2 separate regions of the Homo sapiens genome follow, and region 2 is linked to region 1. The links are chromatin contacts, found by Hi-C or POLR2A ChIA-PET in ENCODE. All regions are on one chromosome and are shown on one strand. The core of a region is the stretch at or near the end of the contact, and the rest is flanking DNA. Distances in the headings are between cores, read along the strand shown.

The links. A loop is a pair of places that touch in the nucleus more often than their neighbours do. ChIA-PET counts read pairs that join two places held with the same protein, here RNA polymerase II (POLR2A).
Region 2: a loop to region 1 is called in a map of MCF 10A, with 3 times the contacts of the local background. The contact joins two enhancer-like sites. A Hi-C loop is called at or near these places in 1 of 168 maps with a recorded cell type or tissue (MCF 10A). POLR2A ChIA-PET finds 5 or more read pairs at or near these places in 1 of 52 experiments (OCI-LY7).

Annotation. Positions count from the first base shown.
Region 1 is chr6:101,719,070-101,726,396 of GRCh38, forward strand. The region is part of intron 7 of GRIK2 (glutamate ionotropic receptor kainate type subunit 2); the gene reads left to right. Among named protein-coding and RNA genes, the nearest start is that of GRIK2, 330 kb to the left of the region's middle. Within about 2 kb of position 4,007, at least 5 of the 41 ENCODE cell types and tissues checked have a DNase peak (open chromatin) inside an H3K27ac peak, as active enhancers do.
Region 2 is chr6:101,758,548-101,765,874 of GRCh38, forward strand. The region is part of intron 7 of GRIK2 (glutamate ionotropic receptor kainate type subunit 2); the gene reads left to right. Among named protein-coding and RNA genes, the nearest start is that of GRIK2, 370 kb to the left of the region's middle. Within about 2 kb of position 2,909, at least 2 of the 41 ENCODE cell types and tissues checked have a DNase peak (open chromatin) inside an H3K27ac peak, as active enhancers do.

The sequences.
Region 1 (7,327 bases), core at 2,757-5,256:
ATGTTTTAAATTTGAATATAAAGAAGCCATTTAAATGTATTTTCTGAAATGTGCAACAGGCTGCAAGGGTTTTTTTTTTTTTTTTTTTTTTTTTTTTTTTTTTTTTTGATGAATACATAATTGTCCTAGGCATTTTTAATTTGTTGCATGGCAGATTTCCTGAATCAAATAGCAGCTGTTTGGGGAAAGTAGCAAGCACATTTTCTGCAGGCCCATTGGTTGCTGTTTTGCTTTCATATTCTCTCACCATTAACTATACAGCAGCTAGAGCAGAGGAGTTGTTAACAAAATATACTTTCACTGCTAGCCAAACTATATACATGACTTAGTGGTAATATTTGATTTTATGTCATTTACTTATGTCTCTGTATGTCTTACACCAAGGGACTAACACCCAATGGGAGAAAGAAAAAAAGGGAAAATTAACTAAGTATCTGTGAACCATCAAATAGGCTCAGATAAAATAATGAGCCTTCAACAAGCTGGAATATAATAACATTAGGACTTTGGAGTTCAGTGGGCAGTTAGATGCACTAATGGCACTGCTGTGCTGGGAAAACATATATTTTATTTGGAATTTTTGTGTGGAGGTGATTGCACATTATATGAATAGCTGTGCTAAATGCATGAAGGTTTTCTGCCAGCATAGGAGGCGATTAAGGCCCCCTCTGCCAGATAACAGCTCACTGGAGGGAAGTAATGGTGGCAAAGTAAAATCTGAAAACAGATGATTTCCCATTTAATAGTCCATTGACTCTCCTCCTACAGCCACTGTGGTGATGGTGCTGCTCTTTATTTTCATTTCACAAAGAAGCACAAGGTATTCTGAGATTTTTTAGGTCATACATTTTCTTTCAAAAAGAAAGAGAGAGAAAAAAGATGAGAGAGAAAGAGAAAAGGAGAGAAAAAACACCAAGTATTGCATTAAAGAAAAATGCAATTGATTCACTCATTCATTTTAAGAAAAAAAGATACTTATTTTTGTGTTTATTGAATGTTCATTGTAGTTCAGGATGATTTCGTTTTTTTTTCTTTCTCCCCTGCACCCCCTCGTTTGTGTCACTCATCCTCTAGGGAGCTGTATCAAACTTACAAAAAAGGGTACTGCATTTTGAATGTATATCCAACATGATTATGAGACAGACCCAGCCCACACTGTCAGAAAAAAATAAAAAATGTGTTTGTCCGTTCAAACTGTGATTTGGATATAAAATAGCCAATATACTTTTACCATTTAAAACATTTTCCCATTAATTATTTTTTCTCTTCTTTATCTTTTATGTGTTCTATATTCTCATACCATATATGTTGAATATGCTTATCTCATTTCACCATTTGTTTAAGCATAGCAGTTAATTTGTTTCTTCTTAAATATTCATCAAACAGAATTTTGATTAATTTAGATTTAAATTAAAATGTGTAAGTGTAGTATTGTCTATTAATAATTCCTGGTATTTCTGCCATAGGTCTTGAAAGTACCTTGGTCCATTCTGGACTATTTGTCTTTATTTACTAACATCATTTTCTGTCATACCACATCTATTTTTATGTACTTTTGAAAATAAGACAAATAATGATTCAGTCATCCAAGATTTGCTTAGGTATGGAAATATCAATTTTCAAATAGTCTTACAGTAAAACAAATTTAAAAGGTCCTAGAAGGAAAAAAAAAGTTTTAGTTAAACTCACTTATTTGCAAACTACTAAAAAAATAAAATAAAATGCAAAACTGTACTTCACCTTTATTTTATTGCTGGATGAAATTTTTTGTTTTCAGAATTATTTTCAGACAATACTGTAAATTTTTATGGCCAGAATCTTAGCATTTGCATTTTTTATGCCAGATATGCATTATTTTGATGTCTAGGTTCCTTCATCTTAAAAATACAGTTCATGCCAAGTTTTGGGAGATTGATCATTAAGCAAGCTGGCGATTAAGCATAGCAACACTGAATGTATGGATGTAACCATTCAGATAGGTGGTTCTATCTAATATGTCCATTTGTTTTTTAGAATGATAAATTTTTAATAATTTTTACAATTCCTTTAATCAGGCAGCTTCTTCTATAGGTACTCAGGACAGTTTAGTTTATTGATTGTTGCTTCACTTTTTGCTGTCAGAACTTGTGGATGTCTCTTTTCTATTCTAAAAGGCAGTTTTTACAGCAACAAATAGCATGCAAGTAAACTATAAAAATGTATTCAGCAAGGTAGGGTGACTCAGCCTGCAATCCCAACATTTTGGGAGGCCGAGATGGGCAGATCACTTGAACCCAGGAGTTCGAAACCAGACTGGGCAACATAGAGAGACTCTGTTCTCTACAAAAATAAAAATAAAAATTAGCTGGGAGTGGTGGTGTGTTCCTGTAGTCCCAGCTACTTGGGAGGCTGAGATGGGAGGATCACCTGAGCCCAGGGAGGTAGAGGCTACAATGAGCCATGATTGTACCCCTGCACTCCAGGGATACATAATACCCTGCAGTGCACTCCAAGTGCACCCTGCAGCCTGGGCAACAGAGTAAGATCTTGTCTGAAAAATACATAAATAAATAATAAATATGTTTTTATTTTTACTGCATATTCTCTTCTTTAATAAGTTGTTCTACATTTCATTTTTCTTTATTACCTCTTTTAAAACTATACCACTTTCTCTGGTCTTTCTGTTGTTTGCATTTCATGCCTTTGACTTTTCTTAACCCTATGGAATTCTGACATACTTACATGGAACACATATATTATTTAATTCACTACATGTATATATCATTTATTTTACTTGCCTTTAAGAAATTACTTCTCACAAAAAAAAGAAATTACTTCTTAATTTCAATATGTTTCATGCTTTTCAAGGAACTCAATATTTTCACTTAGGCCTTTTTTTCCGATTTATTTTTGTAAGAAAGTTAAATCTATGTCAACTCTAAAAATACTTTAATCCATTTGTGCTTTAATAACCTCATTAAAGGGGGAAGGAGTAATGAAGTGATGTTTCTACTTCATTAAATATACTAGTAGTGAGAACTACATATGGTGGTTTTATAATTGTTATTATTCACAACTACATCCTGAACATTTCTGAAAGATTTATAGTGATTAGCAATATTCTTCTTTTCAAGAGAGAAAAATTATGGTATGAAGAGATTAGTAATTACCTAAAGATTTTATTGGTTACTTATACCAGGAGTAGGCTAGAACTGATATCTACTAAATCTTTCTATTAGGTAGTCCATTAAAAACAAACAAACAACAACAAAAAAATTTCTGTAATTTGACCTTATAGTGCTATATTGAATTGTACTAATTATGATGGCTTTATCTTCCTTTGACTTTCAGATCCAAGTAATACCTGTGCATTTGAATCTACATGATCTAATTGTGTTTATACTTACGTCTTTCACAATTTTTACTACTATTGAGGTTGTTTGTATAAATACGGTAAATAGATCTGATAACAACTCATAGCTCAGGAATTTATATATGGTGTTAATGAGCACAAGATTAGTGATTCAAACTACATTTTAGTTCCATTTTATAAGGCTTCACCTTCTTCTCAACCAGACAGTGTATCTGGACTGTATACAAAGAGGGATGGATGCCAACTGTGAAACCCAGTTTTGAAATGTGTTTTTGTTAGGCAAGATGAGGACCAAAGGAATAAAATATTATGAGATGGTGGGGAGGAGATAAATGTCTAATTCCTAGTCTAAGGAAATATGTAAGATGGTGGAACCAGAGTCAGAATCCAAGGAAGTCTGGGGCCAAAGCTGACAGAAGAAACAAATAAGATGCAAAAGCAAAGGATTTAAGATGTGATCAGCATGGAATAATCTGGGAGAGGATGCTGTCATTTTTACTGCCAGTCCTTTTAAGGGTCCAATCCTTCTTATCAGGGATACATCTGCCCATTTTAAAAACATCATATTTAGAAATTGCATTCTGATACCAGACATCTTATAGAAAGTTGTGCTTAGTCATGCCTGGAGTAGGTGAGACAGAAAGAATGAGTAGTTAGAGTCCATGCTCACTTTTAGAAAAAAGAATTCAAAGCATATGCACTACTTTGAGTGAGTCAGTATTGTCGTCTTCAAATGCAAAGGATAACAAGTAATTTCTCCATGGCCAGGGTTGATAAAAAGTGACTCATGTCAAAGATTTATCTTTTTTTTCTCCAGGCATAGTGTTTCACAAAAAATAAATCTATATAAACTGCAAAAGTAAAATGTTCATATATGGACAACTAAAAGACAGTGTTTATCCATTCCATTATAGACATTGTACAACTATGAGTCATAGTGGCAAAATGACAAGTTTTCCACTGTAGCATCTAAGATTTAAAAATAAAAGAAAATTAGAAATCTCAAAAATAATAGTAGATTGCAAAATACCTTGCAACATTTTTTGAGTCAGCCAATTACTAGAAACTGGAACATATGTTTATCTGAGAAATACCTTTCAGCTGCCTTCCTCCATGGCTGTAAGATACATTTTGCACTACACTGCAATACCTATAATTATAGGACTATAATTTTAGGATTGGAAGGAACCTTATTGATCAGTTAGTTAATCCCTTCTTTTCACAGCTGAAGAATCTAACAACTAAACTGGTTAATGAATAAATAGTAAGTGAAGTCTAATAAAACATGTTTGAAGGCTAATAGCATCTATATAATAAAGACTAAATAGATACACATTCAAAATATGACTTCACTGTTGGGCAACATAAGACAGCTAGTGGAGAATTTAGATTTCTCTCTTTCTAACTGATTGTCATGTCTTATGGAGGAAATTCTCAAAGATAATGTTAACATATGTTGGGATAAACCCTTTCTGCTTTACCTCTTCTTGTTATCTTTTTCTTATTTTAGATTGTGTAGTGTTACAGATATATTTGTATAACCAGTGGTATATTTTATGTACTCTATGAAATTTCTCTTCTCTCAAGAAAGTTGTAGACTAGCCATATTTATCTTAGGTTGAAGATCATATGTTCTGTTTTGCCCTGGACATTTCTGGTTGTCATAGGGTAGTAGTTAATAATACCCTCTTTCACTTTTCAAAATACCTCAGTTTGAATGATAAGTTATATGTCCACCCTTGCCTTAGGTATAGTCTTTATAAAAAAAAAAATTTAACTTTTATTTTAGATTCAGGGGGTACATGGACAGGTTTGTTATATGGGAATATTGTGTGATGCTAAGGTGTGGAGTTTACGTTATCCCATCACCCAGATAGTAAACATAGTATCCAATAGGTAGTTTTTCAGCCCTTGTGTCCCTCCCTCTCTTCCCCTTCTGGTAGTTTCCTGTATCGATCGTGCCCATTTTTATGCCCACGTGTACCCAATGCTTAACTCCCACTTATAAGTGAGAACATGTGGTACTCGGTTTTCTGTTTTTGAGTAAATTTGCTTAGGATAATGACCTCTAGCTGCATCCTGTTGCTCCAAAGGACATGATTTTGTCCTTTTTCATGGCTATCTAGGATTCCATGGTGTACATGTAACACATTTTGTTTACTCCATCCACTATTGATAGACACCTATGTACAGTCTTTATTCACTATTTAAAATAGATTTATGGGATTCATCAACTGTGCATAAGAGCATTTGGGTAGGTGAGGAGGCATTAATGAAAGATGGTCCAGACACAATTCCAATATTTAGAAATTGGTATCTGGTTGGGGAGAGAATAAATACTTTAAATGATTAAGACAACACCTAATTCAGTGACAGAATAAGTGATATGCCTGAAAAATCTAAGAGTTCTGAGAAATAGGAGGTTTGAGGGCTGAAATGATGAGCATTTTCCATCTTCTCTCCACTCTGTTTAACATTTCCTTACCCCATGGGTATCTCACTGAAGGACTCCTGTGACCTGAACCTGCCTTTTCTGTCTCTTTTTCACTTTATTGCTCTCTGTAAGTTAGTGTGTCTGCTATGTTCCCATTGCCTCCAACATTAAACTCTCATAAAAGTTTTATTTTCTTTTACTTTGTGAATTCAATAAATCTACTAGTTACTTTGCCACAGTGATCCGGGCTTATGGCTTTACACGGGTAATAATCATTCATATATTAAGTGGCTGCCCTTATACTCAGCAAATCTGTTCCTTCAAAGTGAACTTTTGCAGCTATTGATTTCTTTCCCTAGTTCTTGTACCTTTTACCAAAAAGTTGGATTTCCCAAGAGCAACACCATTGGGAAAACATTTTAGTAATTGATTGCGATATATTTTGAAGGCTATGTGATCTTAGTTCTGTGGGATTCCAAAAATGTTAATTATAGAGTCCTCTCTATTGTAATTTCTGAAGTATCTTCTCTAAACTACCTCCACTGAATCTGAATTCACATTGTCTTATAGTAGAAGAAGATATTATTCAAATGTTTAGGAAATTTCTCAGGAAACGATAATTTAACCATCTGTATTTGCCTTGTATATCTGTGGGACAATAGACACATTGATTTAGTATTTTTCACTGTTTTTTGTATAGAAGACATTTTTCTTTTATGTTCTTGAGTAAATCATCTCAGAAAAGATGTAATATTTTTATGTTACAGGTAGCATCACCATAAGAATGGCTCACTGATTAGTTTTGACTTAAATACATGTTTACCTTAGCTATGCTAAGATTAAGTGTACAATTTTAATCTTCAATATCTGTAGGCTTCCAGGTTTCTGGACAGAATTCAAGAGAGTATCATTTTGTACTGGTCACTGACAGTCCAAAGACTGTCGTTAACTCTGATGTTTTTCAAATGACATATTGTGTTCACCTGAATGTTTGACCCAACAAGGAAAATGAATATTTATTCCATACATCCTTAAAGAAGGGAATTTTTCTTTTGCTTTTCATAATGTAAATTACATGATGATTGCATAAAGTTTTCATTGAGATTAGTTTATAACAATTTTTTTCTATAAATTTAATTAATAAAAATATCTAAATCTTAAAGTCAAACAATTAATTTTAAATACAGCCATTGACTTTTCAGGACTTTTAAAACCTCATAAAGATTAAAAACTGCACTTATATATATAACAGTGCTAAGATAGGTCTTAGGTAATTGTAATTTTCTCTTTATAGGAGATTTGAAGAATAATCTTCCTATGTTGGATAACGCTTTATGCAAACAGTGTCCAGAGAAAAGATATAATCCTCATTAAAAGTGGTTGTGCTTGCTTAGCCTCTATGTTTAATAGAAAATCAAGACTTGCTAGTGCAAAGATAGTGTCTGTTGATTCAGAAGATTATAGCAGTGATTTTCCAGAAGCTAATGAAAGGTACTAAAATGAATTGATAATCTAACTGGTGCATTTTAAAACGCTTAAAG
Region 2 (7,327 bases), core at 1,659-4,158, 38 kb after region 1:
ATTGTGCCCCAGGGTACAGTTGGGAATGTGTCTATGAGTGAAAGAACACCAGTTTTAATAAGAATACAATGTAATTTAACAGTTCATAAAACAGTAAAATTTAATCCTGAACTGAGAGATTTATTAAATTTCACTCAGCAGAATAGAGCATGGGATATAAGAGCAAGTGAGAATTAAGTGAAATGATTTCAGGGGTAATAGATTTTATTACGTGATAAACTGGGGGAATCATTCTTTTTTTGAAAAGCTATTTATTCTTAATTCATTCTTTGGAAATAATTGTCTTACATAGGAAAGCTTTTTGGAGACAAAATAAATAAACTTGAAACTATTAAAAGCTTTTGTTTAACTTTATTTGTTTAATTTCAAAAGAGTAAAACTATACTACTAAAATCATATCACCATTATGGCTAAAATATTTTAAACTGTAAGTGAAAGTATTTTGCATTCAGGGAAAAAGGACCAGTCTTCTTTTTGTAATATTCATTTAAAGTCCTCCCAAACTAAATGATGCTTGACAACATGCTGTCTCAGAGAGTTTCATTTTTGCATATCAAGTAGCATATTAAAAAATTCTTAGGCATATTCTCTGCATCTGTAATGATTGATTCCATTGGAGCTTTACCTAAAATGGGAAATATTTTAAAATTTATTTTGTTTTTCCCTTTCTTTTAAATTATGTAAAGAAGTATTAAACAGTTTGAACATGCTATTGAAGATTATAATGAGTTACATTAGTAAAATTTTCTCAACTGTAAGACCTACAATTGCTATTTTTTATTTTCCTTTTTTTGTAGGGGTTGTAAAACAATTTTCTGAGTAAAAGAAGGAGGCTCCCCCAAAGCTAGATGTCTCTTTATTTGCATAACAAAACAGCAGCAACTATTGAGTGTATAGAGATTTAGCTGTGTTTTAATACACATTGTATCTATTGAGCTTCATTACACCTAGTGGAGAAAGTAGGGCAGATATTATTGCACCTACTTTATACCTTGGACAAATGAGGTTTGGAGAGGTTACTGTTTACCAGGGGACATATGGCTGTTAAGTGCAGAACAGATTCAGCAATGGTCATTTGAGTTCAAGTCATAAAGACACCATTAAGGCCCTTTGTTGTGTATTAACCAGCCAACATTTAATATTAGTTTTTAATGATATAAATAATTTTATTACAGTCACAATTGTGTTTGTAATTATTCAAAATCCATGAATAATTTCAATAATTGACTGTTTTAAAATAAGATTTTAAAAAATAAAAAAAGGTTTCTTTAATAATCACTAGCTAGATAAATGCAGCATTTTATTTTTTTTATTTTTTTATTTATTTTTATTTTTATTTTTTTTTGAGACGGAGTCTCGCTCTGTCGCCCAGGCCGGACTGCGGACTGCAGTGGCGCAATCTCGGCTCACTTCCCGGGTTCACGCCATTCTCCTGCCTCAGCCTCCCGAGTAGCTGGGACTACAGGCGCCCGCCACCGCGCCCGGCTAATTTTTTGTATTTTTAGTAGAGACGGGGTTTCACCTTGTTAGCCAGGATGGTCTCGATCTCCTGACCTCATGATCCACCCGCCTCGGCCTCCCAAAGTGCTGGGATTACAGGCGTGAGCCACCGCGCCCGGCCAGCATTTTATTTTTTAAACAAAAATATGTATATGTAAAATGTTTAACATTGTTGAGTGATGAAATACCTGTGAAAGTTTTTATAAACTACCTAAATATGAATTCAGTGATATTTAATTAAATGACTGTGAGATTATGGAATTAAATATATATATTTAATTATATATATTTATTATATATAATTAATTATATTTAATTATATATTTATTATATATAATTAATTATATTTAATTATATATTTATTATATATAATTAATTATATTTAATTATATATTTATTATATATAATTAATTATATTTAATTATATATTTATTATATATAATTAATTATATTTAATTATATATTTATTATATATAATTAATTATATTTAATTATATATTTATTATATATAATTAATTATATTTAATTAATTATATATAATTATATATAATTATATATAATTATATTTAATTATATGTTTAATTATATATAATTATATATAATTATATGTTTAATTATATATAATTATATATTTAATTATATATAATTATATATAATTATATATTTAATTATATTTAATTATATAATTATATATTTAATTATATATAATTATATATAAATCAAGGTTAACACAAACTATGCCTCTTAAGCTGTGTACTATTTTATGTTGAGATTTTTGCTTATCAAGTACAATCTATGAAAAGTTAACACTGTCATACAAAATTAATTTTTCATCTCTTGACTTTGACAGCTATGTTTTATATCATCTACACAGTGTCTGTCTCATATGAGATACTTAATACATGTTAAATAGTAATAAGAATCAAATGTCAGCTCTTAGTTGATGGACATGACATGAAGTCTCAGTGATTCTTCAGAAATGAATCTGAACAGAACTATCCAAAGACAGTTAAATGGTTCAAAGAACTCTAATATTGAGTGTCCTCTTTTGACTCCATCTAGAAAGATCATAGCATTCAGGGAGAAGAGGACTGCTGGATCACACATTAGTCTTTTCAAGCATACCTGTACACAGAAATAGTCTCTAGGGCCACTATCTTTGAATTCCATGGCTACAAATGGAAACAATGTGAATTGCTGGGTGGCCTTTGTGGTATGTCTGGTGCTGAGCAATAATAAAGGAAAATGAAGGGAAAGCAAGAACACTTAAGTCTGTGTGACTCTAATGATTTTTAGTCATTTCTTCTTTTTTTTTCCCCATGCAGCTATTTTAAGTTAATACAGGTTCCCCTAAAGGCAAATATAACTGACTCATTAGGAAATCAGTTGGGAAAACAATATTTTGCAATTGTGGCCCCACCCCTTCATTTCTCCAGAGCTCATGATAGCACACATGCTCTATCTCTGTTGGCTATATTTTTAGCTTTCCCACATTATTTTGCAATATTCCTTTCCAGACTAAAAAATTAACAAAACTCCACACTGAAGCAACAAATCACTATCTTACACAATAATTCACTAAAATAGGACCTTAAGGTATTTTGCCTTTCTTCAAACTCAGACTGAAAGCTTTTCTGGTCACGATTTTTCAAGGTTATACTTTTATAACAAAACCAGATGCAAAGATTTTACCTAATCAGATTTTACAATAATGCCCCCATTTCCCTCCCTCCCTCCCTCCCTCCCTTCCTTTCTTCCTTCCTTCCTTCTTTTCTTTTCTTCCTTTGTTTCCTTTCCTTCCTTCCCTTCCTTTCCTTTCCCCTCCCTTCCTTTCCTTCCTTCCTCCCTTCTTTTCTTTTCTTCCTTTCTTTCCTTTGTTTGTTTCTTTTCCTTCCTTTCCTTCCTTCCCTTCCTTTCCTTTCCCCTCCCTTCCTTTCCTTCCTTCCTCCCTTCTTTTCTTTTCTTCCTTTCTTTCCTTTGTTTGTTTCTTTTCCTTCCTTTCCTTCCTTCCCTTCCTTTCCTTTCCCCTCCCTTCCTTTCCTTCCTTCCTCCCTTCCTTTCCTTCCTTCCTCCCTTCCTTTCCTTCCTCCCTCCCTTCCTCTTCCTCTGTCTCTGTCTCTGTCTCTCTCTCTCTCTCTTCTTTCTCAGACAGGGTGTCACTCTGTTGCCCAGGCTAGAGTAGAGTGGCACTATCATAACTCATTGCAGCCTCAAACTCCTGTGCTCGAATGATCCTCCCATCTCAGCCTCCCAAGTAGCTGGGACTACAGGTGGGCATCATGAAGCCTGGCTAATTTTTTTATTTTATTATTTTTTTTAAAGACAGGGTCTTGCTATGCTGCCCAAGTTGGTTTCAAACAATCCTGCCTGAGCCTCCCAAAATGCTGGGTTTTGCTTTCCTGACACCGGTATCTCCTGGTTCAAATAATCCTGCCTGAGCCTCCCCAAGTGCAGGGATTACACGTGTGAGCCACCATCCAGCCCCAATTTCTTTCTTTCTTTTTTAAAATTAGGTTCTTCCTAATTACTTCTGAATGACAGTGAATGACTTAGGCTCTTAATTTGCCTTTGAATCCAGGTATTCAGGGTGACAAGACCAACATTTGCCTGGTCTAGTTTGATAAATGACTCTGTCTAAAATGGTGTCATTAAGTACGTGCCTTGACAGGATTTGAAGTTTTTTTCTAATTCAAGATGCTAATTACAGCTTTCTTGTCCAGTTAATATTCAGCTAAAAAGTACACATGTCAGGCAGGTCAGTTTCAGATACCCATGAGGTTAATCTAGAAGCAAACTAAAGTGACCATCAAAGTATAATATTTTCAGTACATTTTGGATTTTTAAAAATGTATTTGTTTTGCTGAGACACTTCTTTGTGACTGAATCATCAGACTTAAGAGCTGGCTTTTGATTGTAGATCTCCTAGAGTCAGCCCAGACAGACTCAACAGCAGGTATAGATTCCAGGGCTGTCTACAAGAGGCCACAGTGCCAGGACAAATCATGCTGGGCGTTCCTTGGAGACGCTCATGTACAAATGAAATAATGTTTCAAAGAACATCAAGGCCATCCTCCAGAGGAACAAGAAATGACAAAAGGACAATGTACAGATTGAGGGTCTTGGCAGAAAATCAAAGTGGCTGTCCCTACTGCTTTGATTTGATGACAATGTGGTAAGAACATTCGAGTAGCAGGATTTGTTTTTAACAACTGAGTGATTTCCTGGGTGCCAAAGCTCTGGGTCAGTGTAATGTCCTAATTTATTCAATCCTGAAAACCACTCTGAATGTGAGGTTTCTAGAAATGGCATATAAGTCTTATTTAGTCACTCTTTGTTAGTTGCTGATATCTGATTAAACAACACAAATTAACTAGCTGTTTGAATGTGTTATGAATGTCTATGTCTCCCAGAAGACACACATTTCTTGTCTGATTTTTCTTACTATGTGGAAGTTAGCATCTTATTCAATTTATTAGCCAATCAAAATCATCTGTATTTTCTACTAAAATCAATCCCCTTTTGAATTCATCTCATGCCATTAAATAAGTAACCAGGGGAAATTCTTCTTCTTTGTTCACTCAAGGTTTAAGAAATTTGGCCAGATGAAATAGTATAAATCTTTTATGAAAAATAACATATTCCTGTTAATTCATCTAAACTTAGTTGAAATTTAAAATATGTTAGATATTTTTCTGGACTAGTTTCATAGGTGTGTGATCTATATAGTCACATGGGACCTTATTTAATTCTTAATATTATTTGGAAAAGAGGCCATGCGTTTTTTTGTTTTTTTGTTTTTTTTTCCTGGGCCCTGCAAATTATGAAGCCAGCCTTGTTTGCTTCCAGTATTTAAATAGTACCGGTGTTTGCACAAATAAGTCTAAGAACAAAAACCACTTGAATGTATTATCTGATTTGACAAGAAAAGAGATAAACGTTTGTCCTTAAGGAAGGTGATCCCAAGATCAGAAACTTAAATAAGGTTTTAAATCCTGTATTTTGGCTTCCCTGACACCAGTATCTCCTGGTTCTCTGTATTCACTGTCTCTCTCTCTCATGCTTCTCTTCCTTCATCACTTATATGTCAGAGAATCTCAGGGCTATCTTCTCTCAATTTACCTTTATTCCTGAGTGTCATTTGCTCTTGTGGTTCCAATCCTTCTCATAAATTTATGATTTCCAAATTTATAACCCAGGTCCATACCTCTCCTTTGAGCCATGAACTCATGTACCAGACGCCTCCACTTGCAAGTTTGGAAACTCAATATCATCTTCCGTGACATCTTCCTGAAACCTCTTGATTACTGATGGGGATACAGCAGTCAAATGAAGTCTCTATACACATAGAGATTATGTTTTAGAAGAGGGAAAAGATAACCAGCACTCTGTGTGTGTGTATGTGTGAGAGAGAGAGAGATGAGAAAGTGAAAAGTGCTCTGAAGAAAAGCAAGGTGAGAGAATGAAGAAATATGTGAAAGTGTATTTCTAATAGCATTTATCTGCATTACTTTTTATCTCAGTGAATATTATGACCATCTTCCCTTTGGCCCAAACACTAATAAACCTGGGAGTTATTGTAGCCTCCCTTCTCTTCATTATCATCATTGTTATTATTTTAAAGTTGAGGTCTCACCCTGTTACCCAGGCTGAAGTCACTAGGATTATTTTTAATGAGTTTCCTGAAGGATCTCCTGCCTCTAGTATTATACCAATGTGTCTGTCATTCTCCCCACTCAGGAAGTGCTCTTTCCTAAAAGTAAATCTGATCATTTCTGTCCTCTGAAAACACTTTAATATCTTCCACTCATCCTACAGATAAAATCTACGCTCCTAGCCATGGCTGACGAAATCTTCATTTTTCTGTGTGTGTGTGTGTTTTGTTGTTAATTATTACTTATTACCTTCTCCAGCCTCATCCATTATCACTGCAAATCCACACCTTCACTGGTGCTTCATCTATGAGGAACATTTTTCAGCTTCTCAACACTGTCTTGTTGTCTCTCATTTCTGAGCTGTCACATCTTTCTCCTTCTCCACCTAACTCTTAGACTTCTTTAGTGTCAACATCACTTTCTTCTGAAAGCCTTCTCTGAGTCCCCCAAGTTAATTTCAGTTAGTGTTTTTTGTATGTGCATGCTATAGCACCCTGTTCCTCATTTCAGTTTTAGCATTTATTCACCTTAATTTGTACTGCATCTTCAATTGCCTACATTTTACTGGGCGTGAACTCCATAAAGGCAGACCCTACATATATCTTGCTTATGTTTATCTCTCTAGCATTAGCTTAGTGCCTAGCATAGGGCAGCTGAGTACTGAATGCGTGTGTGCTTTTTTAATGTGTGTTTCACTCTGAATTCCTTCTGAATCTAAATGACATTATGTATATGTTAATGTAGTAATATATAAATAACAATGATAATGGCTATTGGACACATCATTTTTTTTTCTAGGAAGAATAGTGGAATGATTCAATTATTTCAGATTGCATTTCAGCTTTGGAGACTGCATTTATTTTGCAAAAGCTACTTGTGTTAGTCCCAAAATTAATCTGCCTAGCCTGGAGGCAGGTACCTGCTATGCTGTCTGGAGAAGTCACATGAAAATAGTCAAGATATTTTTTTCCTTCAAGGAGTGTTTTCTTATGAAACCAATGCCTCTCTCTCCCTCTCCACGAAGCGGAAATTAATTTTATAACTGGTATTCTTGAAAGTCTGTATAAATGGAAGGCACTATTTTAAAGTAGGGTTTCATCTGAGTGCATGTGATTAAAACTACTCTTCATCTAGAAATTAGAAACATGGCAGATAGCAAATTTGGATTTTCTTAT